Regions from separate parts of the Homo sapiens genome. Here regions 1, 2, 3 and 4 are each linked to region 5. The links are chromatin contacts, found by Hi-C or POLR2A ChIA-PET in ENCODE. All regions are on one chromosome and are shown on one strand. Each heading gives the region's core, a stretch centred on a gene start or an enhancer-like site at or near the end of the contact. The rest is flanking DNA. Distances are from core to core; before and after follow the strand shown. Region 1 has its middle 13 kb from the start of TLR8-AS1. Region 2 holds the start of TMSB4X (thymosin beta 4 X-linked). Region 3 holds the start of TRAPPC2 (trafficking protein particle complex subunit 2). Region 4 holds the start of TCEANC (transcription elongation factor A N-terminal and central domain containing). Region 5 holds the start of ZRSR2 (zinc finger CCCH-type, RNA binding motif and serine/arginine rich 2).

Region 1 (2,700 bases), core at 20-2,519, 2.8 Mb before region 5:
GTTGGTGGCTCCCATCTGTTCTTAGAGTCCACATTTCCACTGGGTTGAGCTCTCAGCCACCTCTGCCTAGGCTGCTCTCTTCTGAAACTTTCTTCTTCCTCTGCCTCCCCTACTTCCCCTCACCCCTTCCTCACCCCTCCCATTCTCTCTCCCCTAGGGCAGAGGACCCAGCTGGAGCAGGGCTGACAGGAGCCCCTGAGAGGAGAACTTAGAGGCCTGAGACCCGTTGAGGGTGTGTGTGTGTGTGTGTGTGTGTGTGTGTGTCTATGTTTGGGAGAATTTGGATAAAGAGACAGGCTGGTAGCGGTGGCTCCCACCTGTAATCCCAGCACTTTGGGAAGCCGAGGTGGGCTGATCACTTGAGGTCAGGAGTTCAAAATCAACCATGCCAAATGGTGAAACCCCGTCTCTACTAAAAATACAAAAATTAGCTGGGCGTGGTGGCACGCACCTGTAATCCCAGCTACTTGGGAGGCTGAGGCACGAGAATCACTTGAACCCGGGAGGCAGTAGCTGCAGCGAGCCGAGATCATGCCACTGTACTCCAGCCTGGGCAACAGAGCGAGACTCCGTCTCAAAAATAAAAAATAAAAAATAAAAAAAAAACAGAGACAGCCAAAGTAGCAATGTGCCTGTGAGAGGGCCTAAGTTTTCCCCCTCAGGGTAGTCTTGTCAGATGAAATACAGGATGCCCAGTTAAATTGGAATTTCACAGAAATAAAATAATTTCTATGGTCTCAAATATTGCATGGGACATATTCATACTAAAAAGCTATTTGTTATTTACCTGAAATTCCCATTTAAATTTGAGGGCGTCTTCCATTTTTATTGGCTAAATCTGGCCACCCTCCCTCAGGGTGTGACGGCAGGAAGCGGGAGAGAACACAGATGTCCCCTGTTATCTCCCTGGGCCCTGCGTGGCCCTCTCAGGGAACCACAAGCCAGGGCCAAGCCCATCCAATCCTCCTGCACCAGGAGCAGCAGAAGCCATGCCGCTAATGGCAGTCACCTCGGTGGAAGTAGAGCGGGCCTGTGGCGGCGTGAGGCTTTTCTGCTCTGCTTCTGTGGAAGTGATTATCCAATAACTAGTAGGAATCGGGCAGTTGGCAGACGCCTCCCATGCTATAAAGCCACACAAGGCAGGCAAGTGTGGGCACAGATGAGAGGCTGAGAGCGGAGGTAGGATGTCACCCCTGCCCTCGCCAGCCTCATCTGTTTTCCCAGGCGTCCCCCAACCACTACCCACGTGGATTCTCCCTCGAAGAGCCCCCTTTCAGGGCCCCATTGGCACTTCACTCTTGAGGGAGGCCTAGGAGAAGCTAGTGGAAAGTTACTTCCACATAAACGGTCAGACAGACGGATGATGAAACCACAGGAAACCACAGCTCCTCCCCTGCCGGGGCACCAGGCCAGAAGCCGACCTGCTAGGCTTGGGGACCCCTTCTGGTCTTGCTAGGGGCTCAGAGACCCTGGGGAAGTCCCTTACTGTGTGTCTCATGTCTTCACTTATGGATGGGATGCCAGCTGCCCTCTCATGCCCTCACAGGGCTGTTGGGAGGCAAGGGTGAGCTAGCAGATGCAAAATAATGGCAAAATTAAGAAACCAAGTACCTGTACAAATGTACACCTTTATAGTGGTTCAATTTGGCCACACGTGCTTCTACTTAGAGAAACACCATACATGAATATTCAGGCACATATACATATCACTATATGATCCTACGAGCAACTTCCCTACCTCACTGAAAATATGATTCACTTCACCAAAATGTAATGCTATGGTCACATTCTACAAGGAAAACATCCAAAGCACAGCCACTGTAAGTGAGGATAGTTCTCAACTGGGCCTATGGTGGGCTGGCTGACTACACTTGCAGTCTAGAACGGGGCCTACTGCAGACTGGTCTGCAGTTAGTTTGATCTAGGGTTATGACAGCAGTTGACTTGAAAATAACTTTCCTCCTGCCCCTTTAAGAACACGGGTTCCTTCCCTTGCAGATAAGCAGGAAGTCCCCCTCCCTCTGTCTTGGTGCTTGGTGGTGTGTTTCACTTCCTTTCAAAGGTGTTTTCTTACTAAAGAAACCCTAAGCCCAGGGTCACATTCTGTTTCTTTCACAGGCATACTCAACTGCGTGTTGTTGATTCTGTGACAAGTTTCTTGAGCAAGAAAATACACAGAAAAAATGTTAAATGTATAAAATATGAAAGTAAAACATCAATAATGTTTTAAATATTTAAAATATAAAAGTAATGCATGCTTCTGGTAAAAATGTAAATGGTAGAGGTTTCTCTATTTCCTTTCCCCAGAGGTAAGCTCTTAAAATTCCCTTCCGGAAATGGTCTCTCTACACCTCACTTTTTTATTGCACAGAAGGGATCAGACACTATTTATGAGGCTCTTTATTTTCCACTTAAGAGTATTCTGGCTGGGCGCGGTGGCTCACACCTGTAATCCTAGCACTTTGGGAGGCCGAGGTGGGTGGATCACGAAGTCAGGAGTTGGAGACCAGCCTGGCCAACATGGTGAAACCCCATTTCTACTAAAAATACAAAAAGTAGCTGGTGTGGTGGTGGGTGCCTCTAATCCCAGCTACTCGGGAGGCTGAGGCAGGAGAATTGTTTGAACCCAGGAGGCAGAGGTTGCAGTGAGCCAAGATCGCGCCACTGCACTCCAGCCTGGGTGACAGAGCGAGACTCTGT
Region 2 (2,727 bases), core at 217-2,716, 2.8 Mb before region 5:
GGCTGTTACCAGACAGGTGACATTTGGTGCATGCACGAACAGGTCCAGTGCCCCATTCGGAGGCCAGGAAGGCAGCCACCCAGCAGAGCATTAACTAGGGGACCAGACGGTCACCTGCCCCTGCTCACCCCCACCTCCTTCCTCCCCAGGAAAAAGGAAGTCAAGTAGATGGAGAAACGGGGAAGTCCAAGCTGCTGGCAGTGGCATTCAAGGGTCTATATATAAGGTTGACTCTAATCCCCAGCGAGACAAAAGCCTGTGCCATAAAAATGATTAGCAAGGGGTTTCTAAAAACATTTCCCCAGGCCACGGAAAAGGAGAAGGAATATTTTGCACACTGCCTTGTCTCTTAGAAATAATCACAGCTAGGCCTCTTTATAACCGGCGAGTCTTTTTCCTTTCACACGCCATTTGCAGGCGCGTGGCATGGTATTTGTAACTAATTTTCAGTAGCAAGTGGGTCACTGGTATTCACAGAGTCAGGTGCCATTTTGAAAACTGCTTCCCTCTACCCGAATCTCTTATATTTCCAGATGCAGATGCACTTCAGCGATGTCCTAGTGCTGGAAACGCTCCCTTGAAAATATAATTTGATTTTTGAATTTCATCTTAAGACATTAGAGATAATGTAACTGTAGTCTTTGGAATTCAACGCTGGCCTCCTTAGCCATCACTTTTAAAATTTATGAAAATAAGGAAGAGGAAGGTAAAGAACTTCCTCATTGTCCGGCAGTAAAGTCAATGGCAGAGCTTGAGCTTGACTTATTTTGCTAAGAGGGAGGTGTTTTACCCTATAAACTCCAAATTACCTTACACCCAGCAAATACTACTGTTGAGTGCTCACAAAAATTATGCTGATGAAACAATATGGATGTTTCAGTGATGAAACTTTCTCTTTTAAAATCACTTAAGGGTGCTTTACGTCCCACCCAAGGCAAGAGGAACGCCAGCGAGGAAGACAAAGAGGCCCGGGGTGGGGCGCATGCCCGCCACTGGACTGAAAGCTGAGTCACAGGAATCGTACCCCTGCAGCGGGCCAGGCCCTCCAGGGAGGGACACCGCGCCCTTGTGTGGAGATGTCCACAGTAGACAAAGGCAGTTTCGAAATAAAAGAATGCCTGTCACCCCAGGTGCCACCCCGACCCTTAGTTATTATGCACTGGTCCCCAAGAGCAATTTCTGCGCTGCTGTTGCAAAAATTCATCGTAATGAAATAAACGTAAAAGGGGAAAATGTGTTATGAAGTGTTGGAGGGTGCTTTGCTCATTTTTTTCGCCATCGTTGTGGTTAGGGTGCATGCACTAGTGGACCCCGGGTGGGGGTGGGGCTCCCCTCCCCAAAAGCCCGGCAGGCCTCCGGATGCCGTTCCGAGACGCGGCGCGAAGGAGTTAAGCGGGCCGGCGGGTGACATCACCTCATTTACATAGGAGCGCCCATAAAGCTGCGCCCGCCGCACCCCGCCCGACAACTCGGTGGTGGCCACTGCGCAGACCAGACTTCGCTCGTACTCGTGCGCCTCGCTTCGGTGAGCCCCAGGGCCCCTGCCTCCTTCCTCCTGCCGTCCTGCCTCCGTCCCCGCCCTTTCATCATCCGCGTCCCTGTGAAGGCATTCCCTAAATCCGAGCCCGAGTGGTTCTCCCCGGGAAGGCTACTTTGGGGAGCTGGGGGGATGCGAAACACCCTAGATACTGGATAATGGGGTGGGGAAATCGATGATTTAAGAACAAAACCGAAAAACTGGCGTTTTGCCGTGCCGCTCGGAGGGGACATTAAAAAATTTCTTAGTGTTTGCCCGCAAAGGTATTGTGCGTTGCCTTGGAGGCTGAGATATGGGGGAATAGACAAGTCCTTTGTTCTGAGGTTCATCTTCCGAGCCCCGAGCCTCCTCCCAGCCTCGGACGGCTGCGCGGGCTGCATCTGTGCAGCCTGGCGGCGGCGGGGCTGTGCTATGACATCTTTACAGTCCTTCTTGCAGAGACATGTGTGCCAGGGATGCCGAATTGCCGGGAGAGCAGGCAAGACCGGCTTCGGGGCGCGCGGCGGCCGCTTTGTGTGCGGGGCTGCATTGTGACGCGGGCGATGAAGCCGGTAGGGCGGTGGTCGGAAGCTCCAGCCGCGGCCGCCGCCTTTGTGAGAGGACTAGAAAGCCGGATCCGGCCCGCATCCTTGCGGAGAGGCCGCGGCTAGGAAATGGAAACGCTTTTCCTACCTGGGCTCCATTTTAGGAATTCTTGCCGATTTTTCCCACTTGAATTTGGAAGTGGCTTTCCTCTTCTTTCCTTGTCCTAGCCAGCCTTTAATTTTAAACGCTGTAATTAACAATTCGCAGTGGTCAATTTCCTTTATTCTGCAAGATTCGGCTTTGAGAGGCATCCGCCCTCTTTGGTCCACAGCGTTTTGAAATATGGGGAGGAGGGGCGCGGGGGGTGTCGCCTCTTTTTCTGTAGAAAGAGGAAGCTCGTGAGCGCGGAACGGCAGCAGTAGGAGAGCGAGAAGGGTTTTTTTCAGGCTGCGGGTCGGAGGGCAGAAGTGCAGTTCCCAGCCCAGAGACAGCGGGGCGGGTGGCTCTTCCTCACGCTCGCTCTTGGCTTGCTCCCTGCAGCTTTTCCTCCGCAACCATGTCTGACAAACCCGATATGGCTGAGATCGAGAAATTCGATAAGTCGAAACTGAAGAAGACAGAGACGCAAGAGAAAAATCCACTGCCTTCCAAAGAAAGTGAGCTCC
Region 3 (2,700 bases), core at 191-2,690, 2.1 Mb before region 5:
TAACAACATTTACAACATATCAACATCTTTTTAGAACACTGTTTTCATCATTCCACTCAAAAGCCTTTGATGCATCTCAGCTACAGGATCATGTACTAGTATTCAAGATTCCCACATTGCTCCACGTGTCTTTTCTCAGCCCTATTGTTCCACCTCTGCTAGCGTTGACTCGTTTACTTATTTTTTCTCCCAAATTCACTTTGACTATATCGAGTTCAGAGCTACTATCATTTCTCTCTTCATGCCTGGAATGTTCTCCTTTATTCTGTCTGCAACCACTACCCATCCTTTAAAATCCAACTAAGCCTCTCCTCCTTTTCCATTGTTTCCAACAAAAACTTACAGGTTCTCCACCTCCTATGAAGTCCTGTCACTCTTACTGCCTCTTAAATACTTTAAGTTTTTCACAGCCAGAGATCAAAACTCATCGTACTCATCTTCAATGCTGTACACAAAGCTGACATCCAATTCTGTCCTCACAGGACTTAGATACCATATAAGGCTTATATTCCCAGCACACAACTCTGGAGTCAGGCTAGATTCCTCACTGCTCCCAAGAAGGTCGTGGCTTTTTTTTTTCTTTTAATGATTCCTTTGCTCATTTTTCCCCTTCCTGTGATGTTCTCCTTTTTGCTCACCACCCGAATCCTACCCATCAAGGCCCCGATAAAGACACACTTTTTCCACAGAGATGATCTGGATCACTTCCATCTTCAACCACCTCCCCTTTAAACTCTTTATCCAGTCTACAATGTATCTTAGTTCTTGTTCAATTCTCTGGCTGTAACATTTTCATTATCGCTTCTGAGAGGTTTGGTTCCTTTCCTTTCTAATTACATTTAAGCATCATGAGGACTGGCTCACCTTTACCTCACAGCACACAATGGTTGGTACTCTAAAACGTTTAGCTCTGTGGATCTCAACCCGGAGCGATCTTGCTTCCAAGAGGACATCTGGCAATATCTGGAGACATCTTTGGTTGTCACACTTGGGGGAGAAGGTGATACTGACAAAATAGAGAGCAAGGATACAGCTAAACCTACAATGCACAGGACAGCCTCCCAAAACAAAGAATCTTCCGGCTCCAAAAGGCAACAGTGCAGCCGTTAAGAAACCCTGGGTTAGCTGAATGACCCAGTGAACCGCGAAACCACAGCCCCCGAGAGGGCGGACGTCTGCAGGTGGAAGGGCTGCGCGGATGAGCCAGCGGAGGGCTGGCAGGTCCGGCCCGGCCACCCCGGGGAGGGGTGGAGGTACAGGACCAACATCCGCGTCACGCAGGGGCTACGAAGTCCTCCAGGGACTCAAAACACCCGCCCCCCGCCGCACTTGCTCCATTCCCTACCTGCAGTGGGAGGCCGACAACGGAAACGCAATGTCAGTTTCCGCGGAAGAGACCCGCGCCCCGAACCTGTAGCCAGAACGCCGAAGCAGTTCTCGCGATACCCTGGGATGTGCTCTCGCGATACGTAGGCGGAGCTTCCGGCCGGTGCTGGGCAACCAAGCTCATGCGCCGTAGCTCTTCAGCTCGGGAAGGCTATATTTAGCAGGTTTCCGGAAGTTGCCGGACTGGCTGTGAGGCGGTCCTGCCTCGCTGCCTTCAGTCCCTAGTGTCTGGGTCCCCGCCCTCCAGCCGCCTTTGAGTCGTGCCTGGGTCCTCGCCCTTGCCTCAGAACCGCGAAGAAAGGAAGCTCGCGTGTTTGCTAGAAAACCTAGTTGGGAGTGCGAGGCAGAGAACGTTCAGCACCTTTGTTCCTCCCGAACCCTCGGGACAGAGGCAGGGTTCTGAGGGCAGGGATTCCCCCTCGTCTTGGCCCCACCGCCCGGGCTGGGCACTAAACTCGGGCCGCGGCGGGGCGAGCGAGGCGGGCTCCGGAGGGAGCTGACGCCTGATGATGGCGCAGGTAGACACACCTGCCCCTTCTCGGGCGGAAATAAAGTCTTGTTTTGTGTTCGTTAAACTTTCGCCGCTAGGCCTCTTATGGCTTCCCCGGAGGCCACTGGTCTGTTTTCAGACGTTCACGTTCCCTCTGCCCCGCAGGTAACCTATAACCATTTTGTCTTTTAGTCCAACATGTTTACCGTGGCTGATGTGTTGAGTCAAGATGAACTGCGCAAAAAGCTATACCAGACGTTTAAGGATCGGGGTATACTGGATACACTCAAGGTATCGGATTTAGGCGTATCTGTGTCAGCTTTTACAAGTGTAACCTGTAACAGGTAGTTCAAATTCAATCAAGGTTTAGGTTTTAATAATCGTATGATACATAGATTGTATTGGTGAATTACATTTTTATATTCCCGAATAACTCTGTATCCTGAAACATTACAGTCTCTTGAAAATGTTTGAGAAAATGTTGAGTTTGAGTCGTCTTAAAGGAGCATATTCAAATAATTAATTGAACTGACAATAAGATAGGAGAAGGAAATATTTGTATAATGAACACAGTAAGATTAGGCTTGTTTTATAAATATGGCTTATAGGTTCCTAAATTAATAAGTGGGTTTGTAATACATTTGGATGAAGGACATTGACACCATATAGAAAATACTAGTGTACTGCTTAATAATAGTTTGGGAAATGAAAAATTTTATCTTTAAACTATATTGAAATGTATGAATGTTTAGTTTGGGCAGAAAATACCTATTAGTATGCTTTATATTTGGATTAACAGCCAGGAGTAGGATTAGCTCAACGTG
Region 4 (2,700 bases), core at 148-2,647, 2.1 Mb before region 5:
TCTCACTTTTCCATGCTACAATTGAAGTTGAGCCCAATCTCTCTTCCCCACTGCAAGACCCTGTTGCAGTGGTACCTATGTCTATCTCAATGGTCCTGAATAAAGTCTTCCTTACCATGCTTTAACAAGTGACAAGTGTCATTAAATAATTTTTTTTTTTTGAGACCAAGTCTTGCTCTGTCGCTAGGCTGGAGTGCAATGGCTCGATCTCAGCTCACTGCAACCTCCGCCTCCCGGGTTCAAGCGATTCTCCTGCCTCAGCCTCCCAAGTAGCTGGGATTACAAGCACGTGCCACCACGCCTGGCTAATTTTTTGTATTTTTAGTAGAGACGGGGTTTCACCGTGTTAGCCAGGATGGTCTCGATCTCCTGACCTCATGATCCGCCTGCCTCGACCTCCCAAAGTGCTGGGATTACAGGCATGAGCCACCACGCCCAGCCAAATAATTTTTTCTTTAAAAAGGTATTATATAATCCTTAAACATTTTAGCCCTATAATAGACAGCAAGAAAAAAGTAACCCCTGACAGCTCTGAGCTGCCCCGGCAGTCACAGCTGGGCCTTGGTGCTGCGTGGAACATAAATACTTCACAGAACACCATCAGACGTGGCCACTCTTTGACCAGATGGATCAAGACAAAAACAAGACTCCTTCGTAATCACGTGGGAATGCTGAAAAAACGTAAACATTGTCCAAACCACAAAAATGACCAAACATCCCCTATCCCAGTTAATGAGTCACTGGTCTTGTCTCCCCTCCTTTTAGGTAAGATTTATTATGATACTTAATCATACAATCGCCCTCCTTCCTGCCAGCACCCAGTCCAGAGTATTGGATTGGATACTCTGTTTCCCTGAACCTTTCCCCAAATTACCTTGGGGTAAGGCATCAGCAAAGGAGGCTGTCACATTCGTTCAACCATCACTGTGCTTTTACTGGCCCTTTGCAGGCAAAGAATGAGAATATGCACAGATGAGAAGTCCAGGATGCACAAGACCACTCAATTAACATTTACTACTTTCATATCAACTGATGCATGCTAGGATGCTAAAAACACTTTTTGAATTAATTACTGCGTTAAATAGATTCACATTTATGTCTACAGTTATGTGAACATCTAGCTGAGCACTGTCTTGACTGTCCTGAGTAGAAGCAGAAAAGATAAGTTGTAAAGTACATCAACAAACTTTGCTGCTAAAAAACGAAAGTGCAGTTTCTTTCTCTCGGGCCCGGGGCGGGGCCATGGCTCCTCCTCTAGGAAGCCGCGCGAGCGCAGTCCCACGGCAGCCATTTCCCTAGCGCGCATGCACTGGGTCCCAGGACCACGTGCGCCGGCCTGTGGGCTTGGATTGGCTGAGCCTTGACGTTGTCCCAGTCCCGGTGATCGGAAGTTCTCCGTGGGCACTGGGCGGCTGAAGGCTCCGGAACTGCGCCTGCGCTTTTCGGTGAGTCATGCTTCAGGTTTGCCAGGGCCTGTGTCCCGCAAAAAGGCGAGCCCTTATTCCCAGCGGAAGCCCACCCCGGCTCGCGGCAGCTTTCCGGTGCGCCCTGGGCGGCGTAGATCCGAAGGTGCTCGCACCCCCGCCCCTTCCTCTCCGACTGTCGAGGTCGCCAGAGTGGGCTGAACCCTCGGGACTGTCGCTGTTTGTGTGCTGGGTGCCGGGCCGTCATCCCAAGATGATTAGCGGCAGGCTTTGCATGTTGCTCGACCCCACCCACCGGAACTCGAACCCGGGCTAGACCGGGCAGTTGGGCTGGTCCCTTCCTCTCGCTGCACCTTTACTAGGGGTCACCATTAAGGGAAATGGTCCTAGTGCAGTGCTGAGTGGCTGTTCAGTAACCGCTACACCGCTGCCAACATTTGGCATCGTTTCTCTCCATAGAGGGCGGGGCTCCCTGTGAAGCTGGGGAGCTGTTAAGTGGGTTAGGGCTAGAAAGTTACAGTTTCTCTTTAGGCTTTAAAGAGATCTAAAGATCTGAACAGATCTAGGTTATTTTTGACTTGTTACAAACTTCTGGAAACATTGTTTCCAGACCTTTCCTCTCGTTCTTCTCAGGGTTTAGGCCATTTTTGTGCAGATGTGTGCACCTTGCTTACTATAATATTAGCTAATCTTTATAAGTTTTTATATGGATCCAATACCATATTTCGTGCCTACTTTTCCTGGCACTGTATACACTTTTTGGTATAGGTATGCACCTAAGCAAGCATTATCCATATTAGCATCAGTTCTAGAACCGTGGCGTCCCAATAATGATAGCCATTAGTTACATAAGGCTTGATCACTTGAAATGTGGCTAGTCCGAATTGAGATGTGCTGTAAGTGTAAGACACAGTGAATTTTCGAGAATTAGCATGAAAAAGAATGTAAAATATCTCAATTTGTTTATATTAATCACATGTTGAAATGACTATTCTGGATACACTGGGTTAAATAAAATGTATAATTAATTTCACCAATTTTTATTTTTTAACATGACTACTGGAAAATTTTAAATCATATTTGTGGTTTACATGTTATATATATGTTGCACAGCCCTGCTCTAGAAAAGGGTCAACAAACTATGGCCTGCAGCCAAATCCAGCCTGCCTGTTTTTGTAAACAAGTGTTACCAGAGCAAGATCATGCCTATCCATTTATGTTATTTTCTGTATCTGCTGTTGCTGCTACAATAGCAGCAGAGTTGAGTAGTCCATAG
Region 5 (2,700 bases), core at 174-2,673:
ATGGCACACCAGGCCCTCCTTAACCTAGCCCTCCCAGCCCATCACAACAACTATATTCCTTGATATTCTCGAATTGCACTTTATTTTGTTTTGTTTTTTTGAGACGGAGCCTTGCTCTGTTGCCCAGGCTGGAGGGCAGTGGTGCCATCTCGGCTCACTGCGGCCGCCACCTCCTGGGTTCAAGCAGTTCTCCTGTTTCAGCCTCCAGAGTAGCTGGGACTACAGGCATGTGCCACCACACCCGGCTAATTTTGTATTTTTAGTAGAGACGGGGTTTCACCATGTTGGCCAGGCTGACGAACTCCTGACCTCAGGTGATCCACCCGCCTAGGCCTCCCAAAGTGCTGGGATTACAGGCGTGAGCCGCTGCACCCAGCCTCGAACTGCACTTTAAATTGGATAGCTGGGCGGGCGTGGTGGCTCGCGCCTGTATTCCCAGCTACTCGGGAGGCTGAGGTGGAAGGATTGCTTGACCCCAGGAGGTCGAAGCTGCAGCGAGTCGTGATTGCGCCACTGCACTCCAACCTGGGTGAAAGACAAGACCCTGTCTCTAATATATAAGAAATGAATAAATAAATAAATTCGATTGCCAAAATTCTTGCTGTTCCCAGCATATTCCACTTTCACCTTTCAGCGCCTTTGCTTATGCTGATCTGACTGTAACTGCATTCCCACCCTTCTCCTTCTGGGTAAAGGGCATCTTCTTTCCAAACTCAACTCTTAGCATCAGAAAGCTGTCCCTGATACTGCAGTTGAGTCGCATGTGATACTGAAAAAAAAAGAAAAAAGGAAAAAAAAGAGAGCTCTCCCTGAATCCCTTGGTGGACTATGTTAGGTAAACTTCATCTTTGCCTGCATCATATTATGTATTGGTTCTTCTCTGCCCCCTCGATTGTAAACTCCTCAGGGGCAGAGGTAACAGCTTTGCAGCCCTGGGAGTTAGGTTTGCTTAAGGGACCAGAACAGGTGTGACTGGCAGGGAGCGAAGTCTGGAGCTTTGTCTGAGGCGCTGATAGGTGGATCGGCGGAAGGACGCGGAACCTGGACAGGTCGGAAATAAAGCCGGGCGAGCAGCTCTGTGCGCGATGTGACTTCATGAGTGGATGCTGAGAAAAGCGGCAGAGTACGACTTTAACCGCCTAGCCACAACACGTCCTGCTAGGGCGAGGAGGGAGACAGTGATACAGCACTGGGCAAGTGCTGAAGCGACAATTACTTCTAGGGCGGGGTAAAAGCCCCAGAGTATTTTTGCTGGAAGGAGGTATTTATTTGAGCAGGGTTCTGGAAGACGAGCCGCCGAAGGGTACCTCCGGCTTTCCGTTTCAAGTCCCACGCTGGTGGAGGTTGCTCGGTACCCGCGCCTGCGCGTGCCCGTCTCGACTCTTAGGCCCGCCCTTTCCTGCCAGACCTGGAGGGGCGGGGCGGTGCCGGCAAGATGGCTGCGCCCGAGAAGATGACGTTTCCCGAGAAACCAAGGTAAGCGCCGTACGGGGAGATGAGCAGGCGAGCGGGCCGATCGTGGGCATGGAGGATGTGGTGGCAGGAAGAAAAGAGAAGCTGGGCCAAGCTAAGTGAGCCACCGCGGCAGCTCCATTCCTTCCTGGTGCGCGCTCTGGTGCCCTCCCCGGACTTGCACGGGCGGCTGTGGCTCAGGCAAGCGAGGAGAGGATCAGGTTGGCGGATGGAGAAGAACTGTCTGGGAGTGGGAGGATGAGGCGATGATAGATGGCTGTTCTGTAATTAAAATACAGGAAGCAAGGTTTCTCTCCTCAGCACCCGAACTATTTCCTTTCATTGGGCACAGAGGAGCGGGGAGCTCGGGCAGCGCTGCATTGTAGCCGCTGATCGTCGTGTATATGTCTTAATCTTCCAGCCACAAAAAGTACAGGGCCGCCCTGAAGAAGGAGAAACGAAAGAAACGTCGGCAGGAACTTGCTCGACTGAGAGACTCAGGTGATGGACTCTTTATTCTGTTTTCTGTGTTGTGAAATTGCTCTGTCCACTCCAGCCCTAACTTGAAGCCCCAGTGTCAGAAGGAAGTCAAATATTGTGTCGGAGGAAAAATAGCTGTGACTTCTGCCCCCAAGTAGTTATTTAGAAACACATGTCAGAAACAATGTTAACATACTAAAGGCAGGAAGAGGAAGTCTTGGTGAATGATCGCCCACTGATTCTGTGTAACTTATAAAGTATCTAATATTACAGTTGCAAGCTTCATGAATTACAGCAGCTAGCACAGTCCTTGCACACGTAGTAAGTATTCGGTGAATGTTTTTCTTCGTAAAACCAGCAGGAGTTGAAGGTATTAATTAGACGTTTTGCAAGTTTTTCTCAAACTTGACTAATATGAGACCCTTGGTTTACCCAAATTATTATGTTATTCAAATATATATCAACATAATACTAGTTATGAAGCTCATTTATTTATTTTTGAGACAGGGTCTTGTTCTGTTGCCCAGGAGGGATGTGCACAACCACGGCTCACAGCAGCCTCCACCTCCCAGGCTCAAGCAGTCCTCCCACCTCAGCCTCCCTAGTAGCTGGGACTACAGGCATTCACCACCACACCTGGCTAATTTTTTCTTTTCTTTTCTTTTTTTTTTTTTTTTTTTTTGAGACGGAGTCTCGCTCTGTTGCCCAGGCTGGAGTGCAGTGGCACGATCTTGGCTCACTGCAGCCTCCGCCCCCTGGGTTCAAGCA

The links. Hi-C counts contacts between places; a loop is a spot of excess contacts on that map. ChIA-PET counts read pairs that join two places held with the same protein, here RNA polymerase II (POLR2A). Pooled maps may share reads with other maps.
Region 1: a loop to region 5 is called in a map with no recorded cell type, with 8 times the contacts of the local background. The contact joins the enhancer-like site here to the promoter of ZRSR2 in region 5. A Hi-C loop is called at or near these places in 1 of 37 single-sample maps with no recorded cell type and 2 of 50 pooled maps. POLR2A ChIA-PET finds 5 or more read pairs at or near these places in 1 of 52 experiments (OCI-LY7).
Region 2: a loop to region 5 is called in a pooled map, with 2.6 times the contacts of the local background. The contact joins the promoter of TMSB4X here to the promoter of ZRSR2 in region 5. A Hi-C loop is called at or near these places in 1 of 50 pooled maps. POLR2A ChIA-PET finds 5 or more read pairs at or near these places in 2 of 52 experiments (OCI-LY7 and T-cell).
Region 3: a pooled map shows a loop between it and region 5 (8-fold over the local background). The contact joins the promoter of TRAPPC2 here to the promoter of ZRSR2 in region 5. A Hi-C loop is called at or near these places in 7 of 50 pooled maps.
Region 4: a pooled map shows a loop between it and region 5 (14-fold over the local background). The contact joins the promoter of TCEANC here to the promoter of ZRSR2 in region 5. A Hi-C loop is called at or near these places in 7 of 50 pooled maps.

What each region holds. Positions count from the first base shown.
Region 1 is chrX:12,955,047-12,957,746 of GRCh38, forward strand. No RefSeq gene overlaps it. Among named protein-coding and RNA genes, the nearest start is that of TLR8-AS1, 13 kb to the left of the region's middle. RefSeq lists cis regulatory regions at 720-1,583, 1,752-2,218 and enhancers at 878-957, 1,648-1,877. Within about 2 kb of position 1,270, at least 35 of the 41 ENCODE cell types and tissues checked have a DNase peak (open chromatin) inside an H3K27ac peak, as active enhancers do; they include OCI-LY7, where a contact is called at or near this core.
Region 2 is chrX:12,973,644-12,976,370 of GRCh38, forward strand. TMSB4X (thymosin beta 4 X-linked) reads left to right here and starts at 1,467. Exons shown (of 3, transcript NM_021109.4): 1 at 1,467-1,525; 2 at 2,603-2,718. The coding sequence starts at 2,619. RefSeq lists enhancers at 1-243, 264-383, 507-1,346, 2,186-2,727.
Region 3 is chrX:13,733,180-13,735,879 of GRCh38, forward strand. It overlaps TRAPPC2 (trafficking protein particle complex subunit 2), which reads right to left and starts at 1,441. Exons shown (of 6, transcript NM_001011658.4): 1 at 1,346-1,441; 2 at 865-1,006. OFD1 (OFD1 centriole and centriolar satellite protein) reads left to right here and starts at 1,569. Exons shown (of 23, transcript NM_003611.3): 1 at 1,569-1,904; 2 at 2,069-2,167. The coding sequence starts at 1,893. RefSeq lists enhancers at 943-2,142, 1,911-2,482.
Region 4 is chrX:13,651,744-13,654,443 of GRCh38, forward strand. TCEANC (transcription elongation factor A N-terminal and central domain containing) reads left to right here and starts at 1,398. Exons shown (of 5, transcript NM_001297563.2): 1 at 1,398-1,445. LOC107985657 (a long non-coding RNA gene) reads right to left here and starts at 1,696. Exons shown (of 1, transcript NR_171573.1): 1 at 754-1,696. RefSeq lists enhancers at 1,081-1,270, 1,531-1,620 and a silencer at 1,199-1,510.
Region 5 is chrX:15,789,061-15,791,760 of GRCh38, forward strand. ZRSR2 (zinc finger CCCH-type, RNA binding motif and serine/arginine rich 2) reads left to right here and starts at 1,424. Exons shown (of 11, transcript NM_005089.4): 1 at 1,424-1,476; 2 at 1,874-1,953. The coding sequence starts at 1,436. RefSeq lists enhancers at 1,302-1,751, 2,410-2,700.